Regions from separate parts of the Homo sapiens genome. Here region 2 is linked to region 1. A link is a loop called in an ENCODE intact Hi-C map of the cell type or tissue named here. Cell type or tissue: breast epithelium. All regions are shown on one strand. Links, peaks and the distances in the headings refer to the core of each region. The heading gives the core; the rest is flanking DNA.

The links. Hi-C counts contacts between places; a loop is a spot of excess contacts. Peaks named below come from ENCODE experiments on the same cell type or tissue, not always from the same donor. Only the 100,000 strongest peaks of a DNase experiment are listed, where the experiment ranks them.
Region 2: a loop joins it to region 1, with 27 times the contacts of the local background. A loop is called at or near these places in 6 of 110 quality-filtered maps.

Annotation. Positions count from the first base shown.
Region 1 is chr15:51,857,121-51,869,189 of GRCh38, forward strand. It overlaps TMOD3 (tropomodulin 3), which reads left to right. Exons shown (of 10, transcript NM_014547.5): 2 at 5,691-5,890. The coding sequence starts at 5,765. It also overlaps the pseudogene LOC100422490. Among named protein-coding and RNA genes, the nearest start is that of TMOD3, 34 kb to the left of the region's middle. In breast epithelium, for the core only: no CTCF peak of the experiment used is centred there; no DNase peak of the experiment used is centred there.
Region 2 is chr15:51,912,547-51,924,615 of GRCh38, forward strand. TMOD3 (tropomodulin 3) reads left to right here. Exons shown (of 10, transcript NM_014547.5): 10 at 1-3,179. LOC112268148 (a long non-coding RNA gene) reads left to right here and starts at 6,595. Exons shown (of 3, transcript XR_007064635.1): 1 at 6,595-9,070. It also overlaps the pseudogene LOC100422556. In breast epithelium, for the core only: no CTCF peak of the experiment used is centred there; no DNase peak of the experiment used is centred there.

The DNA of each region.
Region 1 (12,069 bases), core at 1,462-9,461:
AAGTCACAGAAGGGTGCATACTCTGCGAGTCTGTTTACGTAACATGCAAGAAAAGGGGCAGATCTAAAACTGTTGAGGGTATGTACAAATAAGGCAAAACTGAAGGAAAGCAAGAGAATGATTAATTCAAAATCTGGTAGAGTGGCTACTTTTGGAAGAGGAGATGCAACTAGAGAAGTGAATATGAGGGTATTAGTAATGTTTTCTCTTTTATGCTGGGCAGGGTGTTCATGGTTTTTCATTTTATTCTTTAAGCAATACTGTAAACAAGCTTTGTGTAGTAGATTTTACTTTGGGATTAGGAGAAGCAATGTATTGGAGTAAGCTATTTAGTCTCTCTGTGGAATGTAGAATGTCATGTTCCAACTTTACAGAACCTGGGTGGCATATAGCATTGCCTGCCTTTGCCCCTAATATCTCATTCCTATCGTATTGCCTATTAGAGTGCCCTGTTAGAATGATCATTGAATTTATGACCCATACTAGGACATTCTTGAAAGTAAAGTAAGGGATGCATAAAATAATTAAACTTATATCTATGTATATTTTAAAATATTCATTGAGAAAATTGGCTTATGTACTGAAAATTTCAAAAATGTATTAAAGCACATTAAAAACTTTTAAAACAGTAATTATCCAAACATTAAAAAAAAAGCATGAATTAAATTATTCTTGGTACATATTTATATACTTTTATCAGTTTCTTACCCTTATCTGTCTGAAATATCACATCATTGATATTTTTATAAAGGGAAAATTTTTTTAAGTGGTGTTATTTTTAATTTTTGTCCCTTAAATTTTTACCTTCTTCAGAATTACATTTTATGGCTAATATATTGGAAAGTGATGATATCTTCCATTGAATCTTATCTGAAGACTGTATTATTTTTAATGGAGAAAATATACTGTAAATATACTTGTAAGCTTGCTTATTTATTTATTTATTTTTAGAGACAGGATCTCACCTTGTTGCCCAGGCTGGAGTGCAGTGACACGACCGTAGCTCACTGCAGCCTCAAACTTCTGGGCTCAAGCGATCCTTCTACCTCACCCTCCCAAGTAGCTAGGACTACAGGTGTGTGCTGCCATGCCCAGCTATTTTTTTAAAGTTTGTATAGAGATGAGGTCTCACTGTGTTGCCCAGGCTAGTTTCAAACTCCTGGGCTCAAGTGATCCTCCTACCTCAGCCTCCCAAAGTGTTGGGATTACAGGCATGAGCCACTGTGCCTGGCCAAACTTGCTATCTTAAAGTTGGAGGTACAAAATGGACGCTTAACAAACAGTAATGACAATGATAATAATTTGCTAAAAAAAAAAAAAAAATTCAAGATAACCAGTAAACCAGAAGAGGTGCCAATAAAACAGGTATACACCAGACCTGTTTTGGGCAGTTACACAAGTTGCCTGCAATGTAGTATCTGCATAAGCAAATTCTGTTCATTTGCTTGTGTTTTTTTTCCCCTGTGATTACAGGATGTTTTTACTTTTTTCAACACACAATTCTATTTCCTCTATATTTTCCAGAACAAATGCATACCATGTATCTTTTACAATGAGAATAAACCAACAAAACTGTACTTTCTCCTTCATTTTAACTGGCTCCTAGCTAGATTAGAGATACTCATACTTGAACTGGGATAATAAGTAAAACCCAGTCGTATGCTTTCCATGTATTCTGGAAAACATTTAGGACTTATGGTAGGTCTGGCCTCAGCATCTCAACATTAAATCAGCAGTTCTCTTTCCTGGAATTAGAGATTCGTGCATCAAGCTGAGCATGGTGTCCTGCGCCTATAATCCCAGCTACTCGGGAGTCTGAGGCAGGAAGGTCACTTGAATCCAGGAGTTCAAGACCAGCCAGGACAAGACCCTGTCTCAATCATAAAATCTTTTTTTAAATTTTTTAAAAAATTAACAAGTTAATATAAAATTAAAGTGTGTCTTGAAATCAGACAGCCATCTTGTCTGCCATCGATGAACAAATTACAAAAATGGACTCATAATACATATTTGCCCACAGGGCTTGCAATACTGTTTCACAAAGATGGCTGTATTCTTCCTCTTCACAAACGGCCAGTCTGATACATAGCATGTTTAGCTACAGATGCCTCTGCTGACTCTCCCTGCAACATTTTCATTGCTCGCCAGTAGATCTGTCTGCAGTTTTCAGGTCTACCAAGGGGGTGGTTCAATGGTTCCTTGATACAATCCACCCAAAGATCAGAATCTACAGATCCAAACTCTCTCAAAGCCCTCTCATAATATTCTCTTAATGTTCACCATCTTGCAGGATTCTTGCTGTTTTCAAACTGAATCATTTTCCTGAAAAAGTCAACTGAAAATGGATGGCTGTTCTGTAAACTTTTATACACAGCTCTGGCTTTTTTGTAGCCACCATGTTGATAAGCCCAATCCAGGTACTTATCCTTCAGGGTTACTGAGTTGGCACCTGTGACAGCTAAGAGAGCTTTCTTAAAGATTGCCTCGGTGTCTTCTTGGCTTTTGGCACCTTCACTCCACTCTGCCAAGAAGTCCACAATGGTAGACAAACCTGGAGTTTCAGGTGCACAGAGTCTTCCTCAAAAAGCATGGCTATGTCAGGGCTCTTTGAGTCAATCAGCACATGCACCTTCATCTGCCACATTGTCCCAGAGTCTCTATAAACAGTTCAGTCCCAGCTACTGCCACCTCTAGAGCTTTCCTCAGGAAGTTATGGCACAGCAACAACTCAAGTCAACTGCTTGTATTGGAATTCTGGCAGAAGCTTGAGTTCATGTGCCCTTCTGAATGCAGTCATGGTTCTTTCCAACCTCTTCCCTCTGAGGAACCCACTATTTGTCTTCTTAGTAAATCTTTCCAAGCAAAAGGTGATATAACACTTCCACATGGCCTCCCTTGGCAGAGTCTTCACTGCCTCTTCATATACGGCACAGCATCTGTCCTCCTTCTGGCCCTCCTCTGCTTTGTCTTATTTCGTTGTAGGCTGTACGCTGCTCTTCTCCCGTTTGTGACTCGATCTCTAATTGTCACCTTGCCGCATAATCCCAAGTGAGAAGATCATCTGTGTGTAGAGCCTGAGGGTCATCATAAATTTCTATTTGTAGACCTTTGGCAAAGTCAAATCGCTGTGCAGTTGAAAGCAGTGACACATGAAATTCTGCACCTTAAATTATGCTTACAGAATTTTCATAGATGATCCGTGCCAATTTGCCCTTAAGGATTTCTTCAGAATAATCAGGATTCTCCACATCCATGTTGGCTTTTTGAAATTCTTGCTTTTCCTTCCTCAGTTTTTCAGCATGCATCAGCTCCATCCTAAAGTAGTCTTGATAAAGTTTTGGGCCCTCTGGATGAAAGTGCAGTGCCCAAAGAAATAGTTGCCTTGCACTTTCTGAAGACAAGCAGTCTTCCATTTCCCATTTGGCTGCCATAATCCACAAAGCTGGCTTGTTGGAATGAATGGCCAACATGGCAGAGAATACCTTGCTAAGTTGAGTTTTAGTAGCCCATTTCTTACAAAAAACTACATAGGAGGCCAGGCACGGTGGCTCATGCCTGTAGTCCCAGCACTTTGGGAGGCCGAGGCGGGTGGATCACCTGAGGTCAGGAGTTGGAGACCAGCCTGACCAACAAGGTGAAACCCCGTCTCTACTAAAAATACAAAAATTAGCCGGGCCTGGTGGCAGGCGCCTGTGGTCCCAGCCACTCAGGAGGCTGAGACAGGAGAATTGCTTGAACCCAGGAGGCAGAGGTTGCAGTGAGCCGAGGTCATGCCACTGCACTCCAGCCTAGGCGACAGAGCAAGACTCCATCTCAAAAAACAAACAAAAACCTACATAGGAGAGCCAAAGTTGAACATCGTCTTTCCTCTTTGCTGAGGCACTTCGGAAAACACCTTGTACCTGGTGTACAATAGAATTCTCAATCTCATCCTTCTTAAATGAATATCCAATGCGTGTTCTTCTCTGGATCTGTTCGAAAAGATTAATTTCATGTTGAACATAATTGATAAAGTCGTCCTTGAAAAGGGCTCTTTCCTGGATTCTGTACTGTAGATCAGAAGCCTTCTTAATGATAGCGTTAATCTCTGCATGACTGAACAGTCCAATGTGCTCTAGCTGTTCCAATTCAGGGAGCTGATCTTCTTTGTGTTCCTGAATTATCTCTGCCATGAGGTCCGAACTCTACAACCCCATGGGAGCTTCTCAACCGCGAACACGTGCAGGAAGCTCCCCCATTTGCTTGTTGTTGGACCCAAGGTGGTTGCTAGTCAAATTGCTGTCAGACTCCAGTGGTGAGCCTGCCTTTCTAAACAGTTTGAACATTTCCATTCATGGGAGATGGAAACACATCAAAGGAGCCTTAAAATGTTACTGGTTTGCAGAAAAAACATACTAAAATATTAAGCTGAGAAAACTTGAGGGAAGGGGTAGTAAAGGAAATGTATCAAACTGAAGTACTGAGCATTTTGCAGTCAAGAAAAACGTAACCAAATCACTAAGTCTAAAGTGTATTTATTTCCATAGGTACTAGGTACTTTTTTTTTTTTTTTTTTGAGACAAGGTCTTGCTATGTCACCCAGGCTAGAGTGTAAAGGCACGATCTTGGCTCACTGCAACCTCTGCCTCCTGGGCTGAAGCCATCCTCCCATCTCAGCCTCCTGAGTAGCTGGGACCGCAGGTGTATACCACCACACCTGGCTGATGTTTTGTATTTTTCACCATGTTGCCCAGGCTGCTCTTAAACTCCTGAGCTCAAGCGATTCACCTGCCTCGGACTCCCAACGTTCTGGGATTACAGATGTGAGTCACTGCGTCTGGCCCAGTACTAGGTATATTTTATGAGACAGACAGTTCATACATATGGCTGGAATATGCAGAAATCCTTGGTTTCGCCTTTCCTATAGAACAGTCCTGCCGAATCAGCAGATGATTAGCTCTTTGATATATGCCAACTTCTGTGTCTCTAGAGCTACTATTAACCTGCTTGTTGATTAACCTCATGGCTGCCTGGGAGAGACCGCACAGGAAGGAAATGATGATGGTCCCTTCCCACAGTCAGACCCTCCCACCAACCTTGTCAGTCAGTGGATGACATATCCCAGCATGATTTTGAGTATTTTACTCAATCATCTTCAGAATGCTGTATTTTTTTCCTTTAAAAACACCTCAGAAAAATATTTTCAAATGCATCTTTTCAAAAGAATATTTTTCCTAGTGGCAAGAGACCACTCCTGTCATGTGGAATGTATTGCTATCCCCCCATATTAATACTGAGTCATATTGTTCTCCTAAACAATATATAGTAAAACAAATGTGCCTTAAACATATTGTGCTGAAGCAAAGTACTCTGGTAAAATAATTTGAAAGCTATTGATGGAAAATCTTTTATTTTGACACATAATTTCTTTCCCCCTAAAATTTAATTATTAGAAATTCTAAATTCTATCAAGTGGCTGCCTTAATGGATTTGAATTTTGTTTTATCTTTTCCCTCTTTTTTCCTGGTTGATTTTTTTTTTCTCAACACAAGGCAAAAGGCATTGAATGATTCATAAACAAGAATAGTATGTGATATGTGATCAAAGAATATATGACACATGGAAATTACATTTCACTTAACCTGAGAATTAGATCTAAGTAGGTGGAGATGACTTACTATTTAAAATGTATTTGTTTCTTCTCTCCATAGCTTTAAGAAAAAGTAGAGATCACTTCTGACTGTACTGAACAGCAAAAATTAAGTGACTTGCTGCCCTGCACATCATGGCACTGCCATTCCGTAAGGACTTAGAAAAGTACAAAGACCTTGATGAAGATGAGCTCCTTGGGAATCTGTCAGAAACAGAACTGAAACAACTGGAAACTGTTTTGGATGATCTTGACCCCGAGGTAGGTGCTAGGTGATGAAGAGAAATGAAATAACTTTTCGAATTCTTTGAAACTCAGTAGCTGCCTTTGAGCTTTTCCATGACTTTTCTCTGGCACCTTCCACCCTTTCCTCCACTTTATCCAAATCAAGTTGCTTTTGGCTCTCTCTCCAGTTCCCCACTTCTGCCTCCATATGTTTAATGACATGACTGTCCTAAACTACTTCAGTATCCTTGTTTTCAAACATCTCCTGAAATTTTTTCCTCCTCTAAGAAATTTTTCTCCTCTGTGCAGGAAGGGATATTTTTAGTACAATGCAGCAGATGGTTACCTTTTTGATACACGCCAACCTCTGTCTCTTCAGAGCTTCTATGCCAGGTGGCTCCAGTGTAGAATGCCTCTAAAAGATTCTTCATGACCCTAAATCTAATTGTTCCCTTTCTGAAAGAGGCTGACCGAATTGATTACATTTCCAGACATTGGTAGAATAGATCTAAGTAACTTCTTGGCAATACAGCAGTCCACTGTGGAGCAGACATGAATATATGTATGTAAGCTTTAACTTGCAAGGTGGATGTTGTTTGTCTTATAAATTACACAAGGCTAAGATAGACACCCATGACCCTTGAATTGTTATTCCCTGATATGTTGGAGGACGGGCAGTGAAGGAAGAGCCTGAAGGTCGTGAAGGTAATGGTTGTTTGCTAGGCTTCTTTTCTTTACCACATTTCTTTATGCCAAGACGTTGATTTTAAGTATCCTCTAAGGACTGAGATGGAGTTCATTTTATAACGTTGTTGTTACTGGATGATGTATCTATACCATAGATCAAATCCCTTAACCATAATTACTATTATAAGGAAAAGTTCCCAGTACATCTGATTGGAGGGGGATTACTCAGGATAATGATGCTGTTTTTATCACATCACAACAGTATCTTCTGTAGGCAGTTCAATCTATTAGACCTATTTGAATCAAATGTTTTAGAACTGGAAAAAGTGGCTGGGTGCTCACGCCTATAATCGCAGCACTTTGGGAGGCCGAGGCGGGTGGATCACTTGAGGCCAGGAGTTCGAGACCAGCCTGGCCAACATAGTGAACCCCGTCTCTACTAAATATACAAAAATTAGCTGGGCATGGTGGTGCACGCATGTAGCCCCAGGCTACTTGGGAAGTGGAGGTATGAGAATTGCTTGAGCCAGAGAGGTGGAAGTTGCAGTGAGCCGAAATTGCACCACTGTACTCCAGCTTGGGTGACAGAGCAAGACTTATCTCAAAAAAAAAAAAAAAAAAACTGGAAAAAGCATAAGACTTTATCTAGTCCCTAGGCCAGGTTCCTCAATCTTGACAGTATTTACTTTTGAGGTTGGATAATTTGTTGTAGGGGGGCCGTTCTGTGCCTTGGAGGGATGTTTAACAACATCCCTGACCAGTAGCACACTCCTCCTGTTTTAAAATGTTCCTAGGATGTTGTTTTAATCAGGTTTGGTAATGGATGACACACACTGAAACTACTGCCTTGAAAGAAGAGTTTATTACTTACAGTTCCAAGAGTAGGAGGCACAGCATGCCACACAGAGGCACAGGGGGAAGCACCTAGATTGGTCAGGAGGCAAAAGGATCAAGGAACAAGCATGGTCCAGAGCCTTTATTGTGGTTCAATGGGAATGAATGGGTGAGTCAGGATAGGCAAGTTTGAACAAGTTTAGGACTAGATGGTTTGAATAATTTGAACAGGCTCAGGGCTATGTAACTAGTCTCTAGTTGTCCAGTATCTGGTTCTGGGTGATTTAGGGGGAGGGGAAATACTGGCTTGGTAAGTGAGCGTTAGATAAAAAAGAGGTGGTTAGGAGAATTGGTTGGTTTGCGTATGAAAGGTGTGCTCCGGGGGAGGTTGGTGGGGATAGTGCGCTCTCTAGCCAGCCCTGGAAGGAGTGGTCTCTCCAGGATTAGCAAGGCCCCAAGATGTCAAAGCATCATAAAACTCAGAAAATAAAAAACATGACTTTTTTTTAGAGCCCAATTCTCACTCTGTTCCTCAGGCAAGAGTGAAGTGGTGCAGTGATAGCTCACTGCAGCCTCGAACTTCTGGGCTCAAGCGATCCTCCCACCTCAGCCTCCTATGTAGCTAGGACTACAGGCAAGCACCACTATACCCAGCTAATTACTTTTTAAAATTTTTTGTAGAGACAGGGTCTCGTTATGTTACCCAGACTGAAAAACATAATACCCTCCCCCTGAGTTGACAACCAAAAATGTCTCCAGGCATTGTCAAATGTCCTCTAGGGGACAAAAACACTACTGGTTCAGAAACATTGATCTAGTTCATGCCCTCTGTTTTACAGATGGAAAACAGAAATTAGGTAACTTGCCTCAGTTATTACAATTAGGGAAAGAGCTGGGACTAGATCCCTCACTGCCTGATTGATACCTGGCAGTCTAGCAGTCTTTTTCTGTTAAACCACATTGAGTCTCCTCCCAACTCATGCACTATGGTATCAGTCTGAAATCTGTTGGCTAATTTTTTATTTGTAAATCCATGGCCTGCTTCTTGTGTGGGGAGGCTTGAGTAACCTCTGAATGTATTTTGCAAACTCCCCAACCCCAGTCATAATTCCTCTAACCTCAATACTGTTAGTTGAGGCTAGGAGAACAGTGATGTTTATTGACAGCATCTGTTTGTTGGGTGACATGTTTTTGGAAAGCGTTCTGGTAAAGAACCAGGTAAGAAAAGAGGTCAAGGGTAGTAGCAGCTACTTCAGCCAAAGAAACACCACTGTAACTTACAAAGTCTCAGGAAGTAGGTCGAAGGTGTGTGTGGTACCTTATTATATTTTGGAGGACTGTTTTACTGTCCTTCTGCTGTATTCAGTGTACGTGTTTGCTAACTCACTGAGTTTTTGCCAAAAAAAAAATATATATATATGTCTCCAGAAGACAGCCAGCCTAGGAAGAGCTTTTTTTCCCCCCCAAGGCTAGGAATATATTTTACAGCAAAATTGCACTGCAAGAGAGAAACGTGTCATTTTTAGTGACAATCATATTAAAGAAAATTTTTATATGAAAAGTAATTATGATCTATTAGCTTACTTGATTAGAACATATTTCTAATGAAGCTTGGTTCATGGGTTTATAGTCTCTAAAACCAGCTAGCTTCATTTAGATTGTGGTTAGACTGTTTTTGGCCGGGTATAGTGGCTCACACCTGTAATCCTAGCATTTTGGGAGGCCAAGGAGGGAGATTTGCTTAAGAGCAGGAGTTCCAGACCATCCTGGGCAACATAGCAAGACCTTGCCTCGACAAAAAATTTTAAAAATTAGCCGGGGGCATGGTGGTGCACACCTGTAGTTCCAGTTACTCCAGAGGCCTAGGCAGGAAGATTGCTTAAGCCCAGGAGTTCAAGGTTGCAGCAAGCTGTGATCGCACCACTGTACTCCAGCCTGAGCAGTAGAGCAAGACCCTGTCTCCCCCCTACCCAAAAAAAAGAAAGAAAAAAAAGGCTTTCTAAGGAGCCAGACCAAAAAGAAAGAAAGAAAAAAAAGGCTTTCTAGGGAGCCAGGATTTCAGCTATCATATTTAAGACTGTGTGTGTCACATGGGCTTGAGCAGGCAGGTAGAGTAGTGCAAATTCCATTACCACCACCATGAAATAGCAATATATACATCTATGCATTAATGATGGAGAAGGAAAGTAACTTTTTATTAATTTGCCTTAATGAGAATCTTTCTTTAAAAGCATTCTAACACCTTTATTCAGTAAATATTTGGGGGCAACTTGTAGACCCCAGGTACTATGCTAGGCTTAGGAATACAAGAATGAGCAAAACAAATGTGGTCTTTGCCCTCATGACGCAGGCTGGTAGGAATAGGAGCAGTTTGACATTAACCAAATAATCATACCATATTAAAAGAATGGTAAGTGCTACACACTGTAAGAGCTTGTGATGAGAGGTTAAGAAAAGCTTCCCTGGGGGAATGGAGCTACAATCTGAAAAATGAGTTGCAAAAAGGGATAGGCAGAGCATTCCAGGGAAGGGAGACCACACACATAGAGGCCTGGTGGTAGAAGGAAGTATATGGCAAGTACAAGAGAGAAAAAAAAGTCCAGTGTGACTGGAATGGAGAGGGTGTGTGAGATGAGGCTAGGGTGACAGACTGAGGGGCTGGTGGTGAAGGATAAAAAATATCAGGCAGCTGATCCAGGTGGGAAGCTAATGTAACAGTCTCAGCAAGCTTAGATCATAGTTTCGACCAAAGTAATAATGTTGGAGATGGGAAAAAGATGAATGAGTTCTTCAGGAAGTAAAAATGAGTAGGACTTGCAGGTCAATTGGAAATGGATTCTTCATGTGTAATTCCTCTCATGATTTCTAAGTCTAAAGGTAGAAATCTTATGTTTCTTTTTTATGTTTCCATAAACAATTTTGTATTACAGAAACATACTTGGTACAAAGTTAGGAATGTTTCGTCTTTACAGTTCAGCTTTCTGTGTAGTAGGTACCATTACATAAAGGGTAACACAGAAGTGAATTTTATGAAAATTATTATGTGTCTCAACAAATGACCACAGTTGAAGTGCTGTATTTCCTAGTTACAAATTGAATATTTTCTATTACTATTGCCCATATAAGATTACCCTTTATAATGAAAAATTGTCTTATACCACCCATGAAATTCAGCGTCACTGCCAATATTGGGAGGTTTTGCAAAAGAGAGCTGGCCCTTTTGTGTGATTTCTCTGGCTGCCTCCCATTTTCAAAGCAAAGATATACCCAGAAATATGAGACAAGGCAGTATCACCTCTTTGGCTTTTGACAAGTGAAAGGACGGTACTCACTTTGTCTAGTCAGCCCTTGTGTTTACTGGGCTTAGTGAAAATTAAGGGACTACAGGAGACAACTTTAATCCATCACCTTCCACTGCACCTCCCTCATCTCTAAGTCAGTCCATGCGCTCAAAAAGGCTGTACCCGTGTGGAAACCCAGGAACATAGCTCTTGCTGTGAGTATGTCAGGGGTCCCTTGGGGCATGTGAAACAATGATAGTGATTGTAGCAAGTACATCCTAGTGGTCATGTATATATGTACGCATACACACACAAGTGGAACATCTCACGTTGTGTTTAAACTGAAGTAAACATTAATCTGATATCCTACTGTATGGTATATATGTTGTAATCATGAAGAAGTCTGTACAATGAAATGGAAGTCATGAAGGAATATAATGTACAGAGTCATTTAAAACTCTTTTGTAATAGAATTATTCTCTGTACATATATATACACTGAGCAGTTATTAAGCATTAATAAAACTTTTTAAAAAAAACGTTTTAAGTTCAGGGATACCTGTGCAGGTTTCATTACGTAGGTAAACTTGTGTCATGGGGGTTTGTTGTACAGATTATTTCATCACTAATACCTGTTAGTTATTTTTCCTGATCCTCTACCTCCTCCCACCCTCCACCCTCCTCTATGCTCCAATATGTGTGCTTTATATGTCCTTGTGTTCTCATCACTTAGCTCTATATGTGTGCTCTATATGTCCGTGTGTTCTCATCATTGACTCCCACTTATGTAAGTAAGAAGATGTGGTATGTGGTTAATAAAACTTTTTTATTAGTATCCCAGAACACTTAAAAACTAAAGATTGTTTTCTGCTAGTAGAATCCTCTCTGAAGAAAATGTTCTATTAGAAAACGTATGCTGGGCGCGGTGGCTCACACCTGTAATCCCAACACTTTGGGCAGCCGAGGAGGGCAGATCATCTGAAGTCAGGAATTCTAGACTAGTCTGGCCAACATGGCAAAACCCCATCTCTACCCAAAACGCAAAAATTAGCTGGGCGTGGTGGCAGGCGCCTGTAATCCCAGCTACTTGGGAGTCTGAGGCATGATAATCACTTGAACCCAGGAGGCAGAGGTTGCAGTGAGCTGAGATCATGCCACTGCACTCCAGCTTTGGGGATAGAAGGAGACTGTCTCCAAAAAGAAAAGAAACTGTACTAATGTATGTGCCTATTTTAATAATAATGTAAGTGAATTCTACCTAATAAAAAAGAAGTTTAATGTTTGGAGCAATTGTACATTGCTGTCCTAAAATCCTGCAATGAAGTGTTTAGTGCCTGTATCACATTCCAGTCTGTAATTCTTTTTTATATGGGTAATCTTCGGAAGCATATAGCATTAGCATTCTTATTGGTCA
Region 2 (12,069 bases), core at 2,330-10,329, 56 kb after region 1:
ACATTTTAGGGTCTGTGTTCCCAGGGCTGCCTCACTTTTTCCCTAAAAAACTAGGAACCACTGTTAACCTCCCAGCAGATGCAAGGATCATGCTTTCTCTGGAGTCCTTAGTCACTTCCATTCTTTGCAAGTTTAGTACTGCCCAAATTTACTCATTCTACAGTGTTACTGCACTTTGAACGTATTGACCCATGTCACCCAAGAGAAGCAAACATATGGATGCACTAGAGACAACTCGGGTTGCTGCTCTCAGTTAAGGGCTATGAGTTCTTGGGGTCTAAGTATCTGTAAAATTATCCTCTCCATCAGCTCTCACTGATCATTAATGTTTCTGGATATTTCTTACCCTAAGATTTGCTTACCAACAAATCAAAGAAACGCTTCACTAATTATTTTTAAATTGAGAAAATAGTATTCAGAGGCAAAGATTTTTATATTCTTTTTTGAGACCAAGTCTCACTCTGTCATCCAGGCTGGAGTGCAGTGGTGCGATCTCAGCTCACTGCAGCTTCCACCTCCCAGATTCAAGTGATTCTCCTGCCTCAGCCTCCCAAGTAGCTGGGATTACAGGCGTCCGCCACCACGCCCGGATAACTTTTTGTATTTTTAATAGAGACGGGGTTTCACCATGTTGGCCGGGCTGTTCTCAAAGTGACCTCAGGTGATCCACTCGCCTCGGCCTCCCAAAGTGCTGGGATTACAGGCTTGAGCCACCACACTCAGCCTTATTCTTATATTTTAATTTGGTCATTCTTAGATCTACAGATTGAACATCCCTAATTGAAAACTTTTTGAGTACTAACATAGTGTTCAAAGGAAATGCTTATTGGAGCATTTAGAATTTCAGATTTTCAGATTAGGGATGCTGAACTGGTGTAATGCCCAGTATTCCAAAATCCAAAATAATTTGAAATCTGAAACACTTAATGGTCCCAGCATGTTGGATAAGGGATACTCAACCTGTATTGATTTTTCTCCACTATAATTCAGTTCTATAAGTTCTTCCCTATAAAAAATGAATGAATTAGAAATTTGATAATAAAACATATTTTATTAATTTTAAACTCTATCTTGCAGTCTGATCATTCAGAAAGGTCAACCTAGAAAAAAGACATGGCTAAGTAAACTATTTTAAGCCATAACTAAGTATTTTGGAAAGCCTTCATTAACACATAAAGAATTTTGGCCAAGTACTGTGGCTTATGCCTGTAATCCTAGCACTTTGGAAAGCCGAGGCCGACGGATCACTTGAGCTCAGGAGTTTGAGACCAACCTGCGTAACATGGTGAAACCCCATATCTACAAAAAGTACAAAAATTAGCTGGGTGCGGTGGCGCATGCCTGTAGTCCCATCTACTCGGAAGACTGAGGCAGCAGAACCGCTTGAGCCTAGGAGGTGGAGGTTGCAGTAAGATGAGATCATGCTGCTGTACTCTAGCCTGGGCAATGAGAGTGAAACTCTTATCTCAAAAAAAAAAAAAAAAAAAGAGCTATACTCATAGTACTTTGGGAGACCAAGCAGGGAGGATTACTTGAGACCAGGAGTTTGAGACTACCATGGACAACATAGCAAGACCCCATCTTTACAAAAAATTTAAAAATTAGCCAGACACCTATAGTACCAGCTACTTAGGAGTCTAAAGTGGGAGAATTGCTTGAGCCTGGGAGGTTGAAGCAGCAGTGAGCTTTGATCATGCCACTGCATTCCAGCCTGGGTAACAAGAGTGAGACTGTCTCAAAAAACAAAACAAAACAAAAAAATGGGTTTTTTTGTTGTTGTTTTTGTCTTTTACTTAGGACACCTGCTCTAGAGGCTAGATAAAAATAGATTGTAATGGCCGGGTGCAGTGGCTCACACTTGTAATCCCAGCACTGTGGAGGCTGAGGTGGGCGGATCACTTGAGGTCAGGAGTACGAGACCAGTCTGGCCAACATGGTGAAACCCCATCTCTACTAAAAATACAAAAAATTAGTTGGGCGTGGTGATGCGCACCTGTAATTCTAGCTACTTGGGAGCCTAAGGCAGGAGAATCACTTGAACCTGGGAGGCAGAAGTTGCAGTGAGCCGAGATTGTGCCATTGCACTCCAGCCTGGGTGACAGAGTGAGACTCCATCTCAAAAAAATATATGTATTAAGAAATACCACCAGCAGTGTTTTGCTAACATAGCTGTAACAAATTATTAAGTTCTTTTTTTTTTTTAAGATGGAGGTTCACTCTTGTCGCCCAGGCTGGAGCGCAATGGTGCGATCTCAGCTCACTGCAACCTCCGCCTCCTGGGTTCAGATGATTTTCCTGCCTCAGCCTCCTGGGTAGCTGGGACTACAGGTGCCCGCCACCACGCCTGACTAATTTTTGTATTTTCAGTAGAGACGGAGTTTCACCATCTTGGCCAGGCTGGTCTCGAACTCCTGACCTCGTAATCCACCCGCCTCGGCCTCCCAAAGTGCTGGGATTACAGGTGTTTGCCACCGCGCCCAGCCCAAATTATTACATTCGTAAGACAGACACCTCTTAGAATCTATATATATGAGGTTTTACTCCCTTTTCTACACTCAGTATGTTTTAATTGATGCAAAGCAATTAATTGGCCTAAAATGTTTCAAATATTATAGTCTATACATTCAGAAAGTAAGGTTTAAGAATGAATTATTGGTGCTTCTTGGTGGGTGTATATAGCAGTTTTTAGAAGTTTAAATTTCACCTCTACTCAGAAAGATAAGCTTTTGATTCAGTGGTTTCAAATTTTCAGATCAATCCATTTAAGAATTGTTTTTTCAAATGTATATACACGTATAACATAAAAATTTTTGTAATTTCAAATGTCTTTTTTTCAGTTTTTTGGATGAATTATTATATTTGGTTTTAGTTACATTTAAAAGCTTGAAAATTACCTTTCTAACAATCATTTGAATGTCATTCATTGTCACATGAAATCAGGTATTTACGTTTTTTTCTAATGCTAAAATATCCAACATTGTAATTGCCCTATTTTTCCATTTTTATAAGTATAAAAGCAATGAATTTTAACACTGGTATTTAAATAATACAAAATATTATCCAAATTCATAACAGCACAGTGAAGTTTCTTTTGAAGACTATGTACTGGAAGCATTTAGAACTTACCAATATATACTGGGATAAATCGTTTCAATAAAGTTTATCAAATATTCTGTAAACTTGGACTTTTTGAAAAAGCACATAATCCCTTTAGTTCCTAAGTTCTAAAATTCATTCCTTACATCCTTCTTCAAGAAAAAGTTTATCAGTTTCCCTGAGTTATTCAGTCCTACCTGTTATGGACTGAATGTTTGTATCCACACCCGCCCCCCCACCCCAAATTCACATGTTGAAGCCCTAACCTCCAATGTGATGGTATTTGGAGATGGGGCCTTTGGAAGGTAATTAAGGCTAGATAGGGTCACAAGGTTGGTCCCCTTATGATGGCATTTGTGTTCTTATACAAAGAGACAGGAGACTCTCTCCATCATGTGAAGATACAGCAAAACAGCAGCTGTCTGCAAGCCAGGAAGGGAACCCTCACCAGGAACCAAACCATGATCTCGGACGTCCCAGCCTCTAGGAACGTAAGCAATAAATTTCTGTTATTTAAGCCACCCAGTCTATGGTATCTTGTTAGGACAATCTGACCTGGCTAAATACCACCATATTAAGTTGAATCATATAAAATTAGTTATAATAGTTGAACACTTTTACTCATAAAAATAGTAATTTCCTAAGGTTCAACCTAATATCATCAGTACTAGGTCCTGTCTGTTCATAAAATTGAATTGAGTTGACAAATACGCAAAGAGCAGGGTCGGACAGGTGCGGTGGCTCACGCCTGTAATCCCAGCACTTTGGGAGGCCGAGGCAGGCGGATCACCTGAGGTGAGGAGTTCAAGACCAGCCTGGCCAACATGGTGAAACTCTGTCTCTACTAAAAATACAAAAATTAGGCAGGCATGGTGGTGCATGCCTGTAGTCCCAGCTACTCAGGAGGTTGAGGCAGGAGAATAACTTGAACCCAGGAGGTGAAGGTTGCAATGAGCTGAAATCGCGCCACTGCACTCCAGCCTGGGCAATAGAGTGAGACTCTGTCTTAAAAAAAAAAAAAAAGAAAAGAAAAGAGCAGGGTCCTGTGATACAGTACACTCTGAACCTGATGGGAACCAGTCCTTCTAATAAACTAGAGATGGCTTTTACAGTAAAGCAAAGACATCTCTTATCAATCACCTATATCCATGAATCAAAAGAGAAAACCAGGTCAGGCATGATGGCTCACACCTGTAATCACAGCATTTTGGTAGGTTGAGGTGGGCAGATCACCTGAGGTCAGGAATTTGAGACTAGCCTGGCCAACATGGCAAAACCCCATCTCTAATAAAAATACAAAAATTAGCCGGGTGTGATGGCACACGCCTGTAATCCCAGGTACTCAGGAGGCTGAGGCAGGAGAATCGCTTGAACCCGGGAGGCAGAGGCTACAATGAACTGAGATCACCACTGTGCTCCAGCCTGGGCAACAGAGCAAGACTCCTTCTCAAAAAAAAAAAAAAAAAAAAAAAAAAAAGGCTGGGCTCAGAGGCTCACACCTGTAATCCCAACACTTTGGGAGGCCAAGGTGGGCGGATCACCTGAGGTCAGGAGTTCAAGACCAGCCTGGCCAACATGGCGAAACCCCGTCTCTACTAAAACTACAAAAATTAGGTGCATTGGCGGGTGTCCATAATTCCAGCTACTCAGGAGGCTGAGACAGGAGAATCGCTTGAGCCCAGGAGGCAGAGGTTGCAGTGAGCTGAGATCGCGCCACTGTACTTCCAGCCTAGGTGACAGGGTGAGACTCCGTCTCAAAAAAAAAAAAGAGAAAACCAGGGAAATGTGTAATGGGTTTGAGGAAACTTAAGGATAAAGGTTAAATAATTTAAAGTTTTCAGAGTTTTCCTGACTTAGGGGAATAAAGAAATTGACCTGGAATCTTTAATGTCGTTCTGCCTTCTGAGAATGGCTGTTGAGCTTCACATTCATGTACAGGAAGCCTCAATGCATATTCCCTTTGGTGAGTCAGGGAGATTCAGGTGCTTGAATTGTGAGCTGTTCCCCTGAGTTCAAGAGGACTTGAGTGCCAGGGACTGGCTGTGAGGCAACAGCGCCCTCACCATGTCCTCCAAAGCAGTCCAACTAAAAATGCTCAGCCTGGTGCTACCACTGCTCTTATAGGTACCAAATAGTGGGAGTGGCTTGAAAATTTGTGAGTCCAAAATTTCCAAACATTTTTTTCCTTCAACTTTAAGCTTTCCTGCATGGTCTGCAAAGGTTGAGGGCTTGTAGATCCCAACCCAGTCCCCCAGCTCCTGTGCTGTTCACAGACATACCAGATCCTCAAGGCCAGCCCCTTAGAAAGAATACCTGATGTTACAATTAAGTTGTGCTAGTACCCTTCATTGTTCTGAATGAGTCTTTCAATTCTCCTTTAGAAGCTAGTGCTAATTATGAATGTGTTTAATATACAAGCACGAAATTATGCTGTAAAAGTATAAAAGGGAAGGAAATAGAATTGTAAAGTGGGGTTTTCGGCATGGTGAAATGGGCTTTTTTTTCCCCTTTGATCATTTCTACTTAACAAAACATTTTAAAATATTTATCTAGTATTCAACTCTCAGAGGTAGAGAAATATAAACATTGAATTGAAGGATTTGTGTGGTCAAATCTAAAGCCCACCTAGTTCAAGAAACTGATGTCAGAGAAGGGACTGCCCAACATAACAGCATTTGTTTGTTCATTCAGTAAATAGTTTTTAGGTTCTATTATATTCCAGCTATTGTAGCAATCACAAAACTAGAAATCAAGTCCGGTATTTTGTTTCCCATTGCCCTTTTCCCTAAACCTAATGGTGCCTGTTTATCTCAGGTAGATATTTTGGGTATCTGTCTCCATAAGGTCACTAAAGTATTAGCCCAGCATTGTGATCACTGTGCATGGAAGATCCTAACCCTTGTCTCAGAAAAGCTTACTTGTTTACTTAAGTAAAAGCTTTGTACAGAGGGCTTAAGCTCTTTAAACCTCAGCTTCCACATCTATAAAAGGGGTATAACAGCACCTGCCCTAAGGATTAGAAGTGGTCAGGCCCACACAGCTCTGGTTAAGTACCAGGTATCCAGTGAGCTCTCCCTGCTGTACCTGCTCTTCCAAGAGCACAGTGCCATATGGGAAATGGAATTAATGCCATACTAAGGGGACTACAGAGCACAGAAAGGCCCCAAACCCAGCTAGGCAGGCCAGAGGACATCCTGGAGGAGGCCACAACTGAGCCAAACTTAACAGCAGGAATGCACTAAAACCTAAGATCCACTCACAGTAAACAGTTAACAAAATCCTCCTCTTTGGGAAAAAATGAATTTTCTAACATCGTGGACTTGCTTTTGAAAACTTTTTATTCACAACTAGGATTATGCAAAAGCAACTCAACTTCAGTTAAAACAAGTCATTTCATAATTGTTTTAAAACAAACTATTGAATACAATGAGTGCACATTTTAGGGCTTTATATCATCTTCTTCCTCTTCATGCTCTGCTTTCCTCTTTCTGGAAGGTTTACCTGAATAAATATGAGAGGTAAGACATAAAATTCAATATAAAATGTTTCTGGAAATTTTATCTAAAATGGTTCTGACCTGACAGTGACGAGCCAGCCCTTCACGTTAGAGCCCAGTTTCTCCACCCTTGGTAGCCAATGTGTGTCCCCACAGACACTGCCTAGATCAGGCAACTGAACCTAGGTTTCCCCTGGGCAGTGGTCAGGGCTGAAGGGACACTTACTTTTTTTTTTTTTTGAGACAGAGTTTTGCTCATTTCCCAGATTGGAGTGCAGTGGCGCGATCTCGGCTCACTGCAACCTCGGCTCACTGCAACCTCCATGTCCTGGGTTCGAGCAGTTCTCCTGCCTCAGCCTCCCAAATAGCTGGGATTCTAGGCATGCACCACCATGCCCGGCTAATTTTTGTATTTTTAGTAGAGATGGGTTTTCACCATGTTGGCCAGGCTGGTCTCGAACTCCTGACCTCAGGTGATCCGCCCGCCTCAGCCTCCCAAAGTGCTGGGATTACAGGCATGAACCACTGCACCCGGCCTACATAGCATTTATATTGTATTATAAGTAATCTAGAGAAAATTTTTTGTTTTCAGACAGGGTCTTGCTCTGTTGCCCATGCTGGAACGCAGTGGCATGATGACGGCTCACTGCAGCCTCGACCTCCTAGGTTCCATTGATCCTCCTGCCTAAGCTTCCTAAGTAGCTGGGACTACCTGTGCTCAGCTAATTTTTTATTTTATTTTATTTTATTTTATTTTTGTTGTTGTTGTTGTTGTTGTTGTATAGCTGGGGGTCTAATCTTGGTCTCAGGCTGGGCTCAAACGATCCGCCCGCCTCAGCCTCCCAAAGTGCTGGGCTCCCAAAGCACCCAGCCTACAGATGATTTAAAGCATAGCTTATATGCAAATGTTAAACTATCTTATATAAGCAACTTGAGCACTTGTGGATTTTGGTGTCCTCTGAGTCCTGGAACCAATCTACCATGGATACTGAGGGACAACTGTGTGTTGTGTAGAGAGAGGAAAAAATAAATGAAAACACAGTGACCAATGTTGTCACTGCAGTGTTTTTCCTGTCTGTATCTCCAGAACCTAGAACACAGCATGTGTTCAGAAAACATTGAATGAATTAATATGGCCAATGGGCAATACCATAGTGATTCTCTTATATAATTAATACTTAAGGCCAGGCACGGTGGCTCACGCCTGTAATCCCCACACTTTGGGAGGCCGAGACAGGCAGATCACTTGAGGCCCAGGAGTTTGAGACCAGCCTGGCCAACATGGCAAAACCCCATCTCTTCTAAAGATACAAAAAAAAAAAAAAAAAAAAAAAATTAGCCGGGCATGGCGGTGCATGCCTGTAATTTCAGTTACTCAAGTGGCTGAGGCACAAGAATTGCTTGAACCTGGGAGGTGGAGGTTGCAGTGAGCCAAGACTGTGCCACTGACTCTAGCCTGGGCAACATAGCAAGACTGTCTCAAAATAAAATCAATAAATAAAAGACATAAAATGTATTTGTACTTGTGATCTTATAAAAGGAAGAGAAAACAATTAAAGGAAAATATTTTCATAACAAATGAGATAACCCCTCAACTATTACATTGAAATAAAGACACCCAGTTTTAAGCCAGGCACCATAGCTCACGCCTGTAATTCCAGCACTTTGGGAGGCCAAGGTGGACGGATTGCTAGAGGCCAGGAGTTCAAGACCAGCCTGAGCAACGTAGTGAGACCCCTATCTCTACAAACCATTTTAAAAATTAGCCAAGCATGGTGGTGCATGCCTGTCGTTACAGCTACTCAGAAGGCTTTGGCAGGAGGATCACTTGAACCCATGAGATCGAGGCTGCAGTCAGCCATGATCATGCCACTGCATTCCAGCCTGGGCAACAGAGCAAGACCCTGTCTTAAAAATAAAATAAAATTAAAGGCTGGGCGTAGTGGTGTCTCATGCCTGTAATCCCAGAACTTTGGGAGGCTGAGGCGGGAGGATCACTTGAGGTCAGGAGTTTGAGACCAGCCTGGCCAACATGGTGAAACCCCATTGCTACTAAAAAATACCAAAATTAGCCAGCCTTGGTGGCAGGCGCCTGTAATCCCAGCTACTTGGGAGGCTGAGGCAGGAGAATCACATGAACCTGGGAGGTGGAGGTTGCAGTGAGCCGAGATTGTGCCACTGTACTCCACCCTGGGTGACAGAGTGAGACTCCATCTCAAAAAAAATAAATAAATTTTAAAAGACACCCAGTTTCCCACAATGAACATGGTAGATCACCTCTTGCTCTACCCATATGAAGCAATTCGTAGTTCTGTAGCCGAGACTTGATATCTCAGGCCCTGCACCTTTCTTTACAGGCCTTTCCATCTTCCTAGAGTGCCTAACCTGGCCTGTGTGCTTGTAAGCTTCTGCTCATTCTTCAATACCCAGCAGAGACTTCCTCCTCCATGCAGCCTTCCAAGACCCACCTGAGTACAGGTATCAGACCTTTGGGCCACTCCTAGTCCTACTGCTGCATTTATCTCACTGGATTTCAGTCAAGTGTGTAGACAGCTAATTTGTGCATGCCTGGTCTGTGAGCTCTGTTCCCAGCAGTTGGCTCCTGAGTACAGGGTAAACTCAGAATTGAATACATTTGGTCTTACTTCATCATTACTGAGTTTTTTTGCTCTCACTAATCTTTGAGTCTTATCTTCTGACCCCTCATCAGTGTCTGAGGAATAGATGCTGGCTTGTTCCTCTGAAAGCAAAGGAATTTTAGACATGGGATTCACCTTCAAAGATGGTTTATTTCTCAATGTTTCTTCTGCCAAATATTGTTACTTCCTACTGTACATTTTTCCTGAAGGAGTCAACTTTCTTTAAAAGTTTCAGCGGGAAGGTAAATAGAACTTTCAGACATGCTGAAATGACTAGATTTGAGAGATTTTGTTCTCAGAGAGGTTATTTGATCACTTTTAAATACGCACACATCAATTTTAAGAACTGTGAAGCTTAAATATTGGGTCTTTATACAAGCAGAGGAACTGCCTTATATACATTTCCCTCCACAAGGACATAAATTGTTTAACTGATTTTATTTGGAGGATGCCATGTTTTCCTTTTTCTTTTTCTTTCTTTGTTTTTTTGAGACAAAGTTTGCTCTTGTTGCCCAGGTTGGAGTGCAGTGGTGCAATCTTGGCCCACTGCAACCTCCACCTCCTGGGTACAAGCGATTCTCCTGTCTCAGCCTCCCGAGTAGCTGGGTTTACAGGGGTCCACCACCATGCCTGGCTAATTTTTTTGTTTTTAGTAGAGACGGGGTTTCACCATGTTGGCCAGGCTGGTCTTGAGTTCCTGACCTCAGGTGATCCGCCTGCCTCGGCCTCCCAAAGTGCTGGGATTACAGGCGTGAGCCACTGTGCCCGGCCAGATGCCATATTTTCACAGCTAATCTTTTCTGTGGGGGAGTAGCCCTAAGAAAAACAAAAAGGCCTTCGTACTTTTGTCCTCAGTAAATAGTAGGACAAGGACTAAGAGCTCGCCAGAGCAAAAGCAGGCACTGCCACCCTGAAATGATGAAATGTGACCTCCATACCTGACTCACTTTGGAGTTCACCTTGATAATAGTTTTTAATAGCAGCCAGGCTGAAGGTGTGCTTGCCTTCCTCCTCTGCACTGTCACTGCCAGGGTCCTGGTAGGAGACACTTGGCCACTCCTGGTAGCGCTTCTCCCGCAGATGGATTCCCTGAGACTCCCGTTGAGTGGAAGCCCTCAAGCGTTCTTCTTTCTGTAAAAAAGCAAATAACCTCTTCAGCCTAAAACAGAAACTTGTGCCCTCTTGCATCTACTTTTACCATAAAGAACACATAACAGCTGTCCCATGTGTCTTTGGGGTACCATCTTCCCCATCACACCTCTGTTACTCCACGTGGATCCATTGGTTTGCAGGTGTGAAGGCAATGCAAGGGTGAAGAGGCAGAAGGGGCCAGGTGTGGTTCACGCCTGTAATCCCAGCACTCTGGGAGGCCAAGGCGGGCAGATCTCTTGAGGTCAGGAGTTCGAGACCAGCCTGGGCAACATGGCAAAACCCCGTCTCCACCAAAAAATGCAAAAATTAGATGGAGGTGGTGGCGCATGCCTGTAGTCCTCAGCTACTTGGGCGGCTGAGGCAGGAGAATCACTTGAACTTGGGAGGCAGAGGTTGCAGTGAGCCAGGATCATGCCACTGTAGTCCAGCCTGGGCAACAGAGCGAGACTCCATCTCAAAAAGAAGCAGCAGAAGGGTGCCCTGACACTAACCGGCTCAATTGGCATTGGCACAGGCCTGTCCTTCAGAACCTTGCTGGTGTTCTGTTGGCACAGGCCTGTCCTCCAGAGCTATGCTGCTGTTTTGTGCTGCCACTTGGCCCAGAGAGAAGCATCCCACCCGAATTGACCTCCTGGAGCAGCAGAGGCTGTTTCTGTTCATCCCTGAGCCACAACCACCTGACCTGCCCAGGCTCCACCAAACTCCCATGGCTCCCAGATATTCCTGTCCTGACCCCTCAACCCAGAGCTCCCCATAGCTCCAGTGAGAGAATGGGGAGGCCTTACTAGGGGACAGTTCTTGAGCCACAAGGTAGACTTCATTTTTTAAAATCTGCCTGGCATTTCACACATTGGGGTTCACAATGTATGTTTGTGAAAGGTTACTTTTTTAAAATCATCAGTTTTCTAGATTTCAGAGTCCTTTGTTTGGTAGTCTCACCAGCAGCCATTGACATTACTGTGGTTAACTACACACTTAGAAGGTTAAGCTGGTTCCCTAATAACTGCAAGAAATAAAACAGCAGTGGCAATAAGAAATGGTGAATTAATGTTCTGGAAAACATAGGTCTTACTACCCCAAATGTCCCAGGATAAAGCTTAGCAAACATACCTTCTTCATCACTTGTGTGTGTTGGCCTTCAGGATCACGACCCGCCATTGGTAAGATTCTAATTTTCTGTGTCTTTGAACTTCTATTAGCAAGTGGCAGGGTCATCTTTCTGTATGTGGCACTGTCTCTAGAGTGAGGTCTGCCAGGAAGTGGACAAAAATGTCTCACTGGTTACTAAGAACATTTGGAGGCAAGCATACTGACAGCAAAAACACCCGGGGACGAGGACCTCACACTCAGCAGACAGAGGAGGCAGGATCACAGTTCTTCCTTCTCCAGCCTCCTGAGAAGCTCCTCCCTCTGCCCCACCTCCTGGGGAAAGCTGACTGGGCTAAAGTGGGAGTGCAGTGGAAGTGAGGAGAGGCAGGTGGCAACGTCAGTCTTTTACAAAGAATATCCCCGATTGCAGTCAGAGAGAGGAGAAGAGAAGGAATATGAAATCTCAGTTTCCAGAGAGAGATGCAGATGCCAGAAGGGACAATTAGAGAACTAACAATGAGTCTCTTCATCTGGAAAAAATTGGAAGTCAAAGCAAGGAGGTAGGTCACAGTAGCAGCAGGGGCCTTATAACAGCCC